Regions from separate parts of the Homo sapiens genome. Here region 1 is linked to region 2. Evidence: chromatin loops called from intact Hi-C (ENCODE). Cell type or tissue: heart right ventricle. All regions are shown on one strand. Each heading gives the region's core, and the rest is flanking DNA. Links, peaks and the distances in the headings are about the cores only. Region 1 overlaps LOC105370003 (a long non-coding RNA gene). Region 2 overlaps LOC105370003 (a long non-coding RNA gene).

Region 1 (2,917 bases), core at 116-2,615, 190 kb before region 2:
AGAGTACAAAGTCCAGATATCAGCACCTGATTCAGGAGAGGACCATTACTCAGGAAACAGGGTACACTAATAGTAGGGCAGTATAGTACACCACATGCCTATTTGACCTACTTTGCCTCTTTGACTTACACCTATTAGTATGTGTGCTATACTGCGCTACTATTAGTATGCCCTATTAGTAGGGTTGGAGAAGGGACAATGACATTCTGGAAACAGGGCATACTCATGGCAGCACAGGATCCTGTGATGAGGTGGCTGGCATAAGCTGGAGTGACTTGGAGATGGGAAACAAGACCATGAGACCTAGAGAAACCAGGGAAGGCTTCATGAAGATGGCAGCTCTTGAAAGGTGGTAGAATTTGGATGTTTGAAGCAGGAGGGTCCTGAATAAGTAAAGATGGGTAGGTAGAAATGACAAAGAGACAGTACTGACTCAATAGAAAGGTTTATGTTGGACAAAAGGAAAAACAGCTTCTAATGGGAAATAATGATAATAATAGCAGCAGCTATAATAAAAATAATTGTTCACATGCCACATGTAATTGTAAGCTTATATGAGCTCATTTTGTCATCATGATCGTTTGAAGCAGGTAACGTGATCCTCTCCTTTTACAGATGAGAAAACTGAGGCACAAACAGATGACACAATTTGTCCCAGATTACCAATTAGAACTGGGAGAAAACCAAAATCAGCCAGCAAGGTGATTATGACTAGTAGAAGGCAATAGAACACCAAAATTGTTGGAGAACGTAATAGCAAGGACCACATCCAAGACATTCATGAATCAACTCATGAAAGAACATAGACATGAATGAATATAGACATTTTTGTACCTAGACATTTTTAGGTTCAAATCATGACTCTACCCACTCCCTGGCTATAGAATCTTATCCAAGTTCTTTCACTTTCCCGAATTTCTATGCCTAAATAACAGGGCTGTTCAATCCACAGAGGGTTGATATGAGGATTTCCAGAAATCAGGGTTATCTAAATAGGGAATCGATAGACATTTAAATTAGTGGGTGGTGAGGGGTGTTGACATTATTTTCTTTCAGAGCAAGGGCCTTTGCAACACTGGATAAAAGTCAGGAGAGGCCCAAGGGTGTGAGCAAGTATATGGGGAAGTTTCAATGCCACCTTTGGATGCAGCTCTCCTTATGCAAATTCTAGCCACTTCCTAGCTCTGTGCCTAGAGACAGGTCACTCTACCTCTTTGACCTACACCTTCCCTACAAAGCAAGGGGAAGGAAATAGGCCCTGCCTCCAAGTGTCCTGAGGATTGAATGAGTCAGTATGCTGCCCAAAATGCTTGGAACAGGGCCTGCATGGGAGAAGCTCCCAGTGACAGCCCGTCTTTATTGTGAGAGGTCAGGCCAAGGACATCCCCTAAGACCTCAGAGCACACAATGTGAGTGTTTTCCAAGGACGGCCAGACCTGGTGCATCAGACAGCCTCAGTGGGAAGGCCACGTGTGCCAGCTTTTATGTTGCCATCAATAGCAGCAGGTGTCACGGCCTTGGAACTTCCTGCTCATACATCAGAATCCCACATTTTACTTCTGTGTACATCTGAGCATTCAAAAAACAAGGTGGGCGGGCCTCATTCTGCAACTGAAAAGACTCTAGCAACCACCCCTGGCCTTGCCAACACACATGCACACACACTCACACACACACACTCCCTCCAGGAACCTGCCATTGTGTGATGCAGTCTGAACTTTCTACTGTTCATATTTGAGTCAGCACCAGCCAGTGATTGCTTCCCAAGTCCTATTTATGGCAGTTTTGTTTTGGAGGAGTTAGGGAGGGTGTGGATGGCAGGCGGATATTGTTGTTTTTCAGAAAGTCTATTTAAAAAACAGAATGCCGTGACTGGTTAACTTTGAAACAATGAGGATAAACATATGCTGTCGGTGATGGTTTTCCCTTCATTCATTTGGGCTTTTGTTAAAATGGCAATGGACATTGATATCCTATTGTTGAGATAGGATTGCCCCCCCTTCATTTGTTAAAAAGATAAAGAGATCTGAAAAGTGGTCCTAAATATTTGAAATATTTGAATCAATTCCTCGATGAATTCACCATAAGCTTCTACACTTGTCCATAGCAGCTCTACTAAAATCACAATTAGTTCATTCTATACATAATTATGTATTTAACTCCTGTCTTCCTCCAGCCAGACAGAGGGTGTCAGTTACCTCAACAGGGCCTATTAGCTCAGGAGACAGGCAGAAGAAGAATCAAATTTGGATCTGCCTTTTATTTGCAGCGACAAATGATTCAACCCTTCAGAGCCTCAGTTTCTATGAAACAAAAGTAATAAATCCCTTTCATTCACTTGCCCATTCACTTATTAAAATAGTATTTGAGTGCTAATTTTGGCTGAGCAGTGTTTTAGGGACTGGAGATAGGGCAGTGAACAAGTGAACGAAGCAAACACAGATTCCACCCCACTCTTGTGTAGGATGATAGACCATAAAGAATAAAATAAATAAGAAAACTACATAGCAAATTAGACAAAGAAAAATTAAAGCAGGGAAGGAGGCTAGGAAGACAGACAGAGAGAGAGAGAGCATGTGTGTGCGCGTGTGTGTGTGTGTGTGTGCGTGTGTGTGTGTGTGTGTGTGTGTGTTGCAGTAGCAGGTTTAGGTAAAGGGCCCAGAAAGGACTCACTGAGGAGGTAACATTTCAGGACAAGATGTAAAAGAGATGAGAAAGCAAACCATGCAGATACCCGAAGAAGGCTATTTCAGGCAGAGGAAATAGTATGTGCAAAGGCCCTGAGGTGAGAGTTTGCCTAGTGTGTTGGAGGAACAGCAAGGAAGCCAGGAGTGGATGGGAGGTTGGAGAGTAGGAGATGAGGTCAGAGAGATAATTTTGCAGAGTGGTCTGAGGGTTAAGTCATTATAGGAGCCAC
Region 2 (2,917 bases), core at 247-2,746:
AAAACATACCAGATTTCAAAGACTTGGTACACACACACACACACACACACACACACACACACACACACACAGAGAGAGAATGTAGGATATCCCATTAATACTTTTATATTGATTATATGGTAGTCTGGGTGCACATATGATAATAAGTGGCCTGTAATCTCAGCACTTTGGGAGGCTAAGGCAGGAGGATTGCTTGAGCCCAGGAGTTTGAGACCAGCTAGGGCAACATAGTAAGACCCCATCTCTACAAAAAATAAAAAATCAGCCAGGCATAGAGGCAGGTGCCTGTAGTCTCAGCTACTTGGGAGGCTGAGGCAAGAGGATTGCTTGAGCCTGGGAGGTTGAGGCTGCAGTGAGCTGGAGTCACACCACTGCACTCCAGCCTGGGCAACAGAGTGAGACCCTGTCTCAAAAAATAAAAATAAGTAAAAAATTAATACTTCGTATATACTGGGTTAAATTGATTATATTATTAAAGCACATTTTAGTTTTTTTTTTTAAACTTTGCTTTTAAATATGGCTACTAGAAAATTAAAAATTGTGCAGGAGGTTCACATTATATTTCTAAGCAACAGCACTGTTCTAGAACAGGGGTTTGTAAACTGCAGCCCTTGGGCCAAATTTGACACGCTGCCTATTTTTATATAACCTATGAGCTACAAATAGTTTGAATATTTTAAAGGCTTGAGAAACAAATCAAAAAAGAAAACTATTTTATGGCATGTGAAAATGATATGAAATTTAAAATTCAGTGTCCACAAATAAAGTTTTATTGGAACACAGCCTGGCCCATTCAATGCACGTTGTCTGTGGCTGCTTTCGTATTGAATCAGCAGAGTTGAGAAGTTGGGACAGTGTGGCCAGCAAAGCTGAAAATATTGACTCTCTGGACCTTTAGAGGAAAAAGTTTGCTGACTTCTGTTCAAAGCGTTATTTATCCACCTATACTGTGCTTCCGGCCCTGGTGTAGAACATACACAATGCAGATTCCTTAGCTCCAGCCTCCAGGTGTGGGTTTGGTTCAATGAATCTGCATTTTGTTAAGTAGCTGAGAGCATTGTTCAGATCCCTACTCTGCTCCAAGCCAGGTGCTAAGCCTTTATGAGCATCACTTCATGTAATCCTGGTGAGTCAGACACTGGAAAATCCCCATTGTACAGAGGAGGAAACTGAGGCTCAAAGAGGTGAGAGGCTTGACCTCACACCCAACGCAGGAGGTGCGTGGTGATCCCCTCTGCTGTTGTGCAGAGGAATGTGCCCACCCATCTCCTCTGACGCCTGGGCCTTTGTGCTGGGCCGGAATGTCTTCCTGCCTTTCTCTAGTTGTGTTTTCCCCGGATCCTGTGGGCTGAGCTTTATCCCAGGGGGCTGCCTCCAGAAGGGCTGTGTGTGGCGTCCCGGCGAGGAGGAGGAGGGGGCAGAGCCGCGGGCTCCAGGCCAAGCTGTGATTTAATAAGCAGACACTTAGGGCCCTGATGCTGGGCCCAGCCCGTTTGGGACAGCCCTCTCCGCTAATTGTCCATTGGCTGCCGCCGTCCTGCCGGCATCTCCCGGCTCATTAGGAAAGGGAAGGGGGGTAATCTGGGAAGAGCCTCCTTGAGCTCCAACGGCTGCAGAGATTTTTATCACACTAGACAGCACAGTTGCGTTCATTCCTCCCAAGGAGGATCAAAACAAGGCTGGTCCAGTCCTGGGAGTCACACTCCAGCTGTGGCTTAGAAAGGACACAGGATTTGAGTTCAAATCCCACCTGTCACTGTTGAGCTGTGTGATTTGAGCAATTGACCAAACTTCTCTGTGTCTTAGTTTCCTCATCTCTAAAATGCAAATAATAATATGCAAATAAAAACCTCATCTCTACAATGCAAATAATATAAAAGGCAAATAGCCCTAACAGGGTTGCTGTAGGGGTTAAGTTACTACAGTCAGTGCCATATGCATTTGCTTCTCCTATTGCTTCAAAGTGTCATCAGACTGAGAAAAAAGGCAGAACATGGAAAAGGGCTTGACCTGTGTCAAGGAGCTCAATAAAGGGGGTTAGTTTGAGTTATTGCCATTTCTTTGGGGGTTGTTAGAAGATGTAGGAGAGCCTAGCTGGCTGCTCCCCAAAAACCTACTTAGCTTCCTTCCCCTTGGCACCCAACAAGATCACATTTCCCAGCCTCCTTTGAAGTTAGGGGAGACCATGAGTGTGAATTCTGGGCAATGAACTTGGGCAGCCTTGAGGTGTGCCACTTCCAAGCCCAGCTGCCCTAACAACAGCGTCTTTCTCAGGAGCTCCATGCTCTTTTCACAATCCCCATTTGCCATCTGGATTGAGAAGATGCTAAAGAATAAAAGGAAGCAGAGCCCAGTATGGAAGGCACCTGGGACCCTGAAAGACTGCATGGAGCAGGGTCTTCCCCACCCCTGCTCTGCCACCAAGCAAGCAACAAACTTGTTTTGAGTTAAGCCATGGACATTTTGAAGATTTTTGTTGTGGTGGTGGTTTTAGCAACTAGTCTATCCTGAGTAATAGAGAGGACAAAATTGTCCCAGAGTGAGAAGAAGAACAAATCGTTAGTTTCTGTAGACAGCCATTGTCATATTCTAGGAAACCAGAAACCATGTCAGAAGACACTCAAACAGCCCTGTGGAGAGGCCCATGTAGTGAGCAACTGAGGTCTCCTGCCAACAGCCATGGGAGTAAGCTTGGAAACAGATGCTTCAGCCTCAGTCAAGCCTTCAGATGAGATCACAGTCCTGGCCGACATCTTGACTGCAACTTCATGAGAGAACCTGCCAGATCCACCCAACTACTCCTTATCTGAAACCCTACCCCACTGTAAAATAGTAGGTATTTGTTGCTTTAAGTCACTAAGTTTTGGGATGACATGTTATGCAAAAGTAGATAACCGATACACTGCATTGTGGAGCA

Evidence for each region. Hi-C counts contacts between places; a loop is a spot of excess contacts. Peaks named below come from ENCODE experiments on the same cell type or tissue, not always from the same donor. Only the 100,000 strongest peaks of a DNase experiment are listed, where the experiment ranks them.
Region 1: it touches region 2 in a loop (4-fold over the local background); 7 of 110 quality-filtered maps call a loop at or near these places.

What each region holds. Positions count from the first base shown.
Region 1 is chr12:115,435,770-115,438,686 of GRCh38, forward strand. The region is part of intron 2 of LOC105370003 (a long non-coding RNA gene); the gene reads right to left. Among named protein-coding and RNA genes, the nearest start is that of LINC02463, 450 kb to the right of the region's middle. In heart right ventricle, for the core only: no CTCF peak of the experiment used is centred there; a DNase peak (open chromatin) is centred at 1,592; H3K27ac peaks cover 1,783 bases.
Region 2 is chr12:115,622,681-115,625,597 of GRCh38, forward strand. The region is part of intron 1 of LOC105370003 (a long non-coding RNA gene); the gene reads right to left. The region is part of intron 2 of LOC105370002 (a long non-coding RNA gene); the gene reads right to left. Among named protein-coding and RNA genes, the nearest start is that of LINC02463, 260 kb to the right of the region's middle. RefSeq lists an enhancer at 929-1,445. In heart right ventricle, for the core only: no CTCF peak of the experiment used is centred there; a DNase peak (open chromatin) is centred at 1,371; H3K27ac peaks cover 1,563 bases; H3K27me3 peaks cover 769 bases.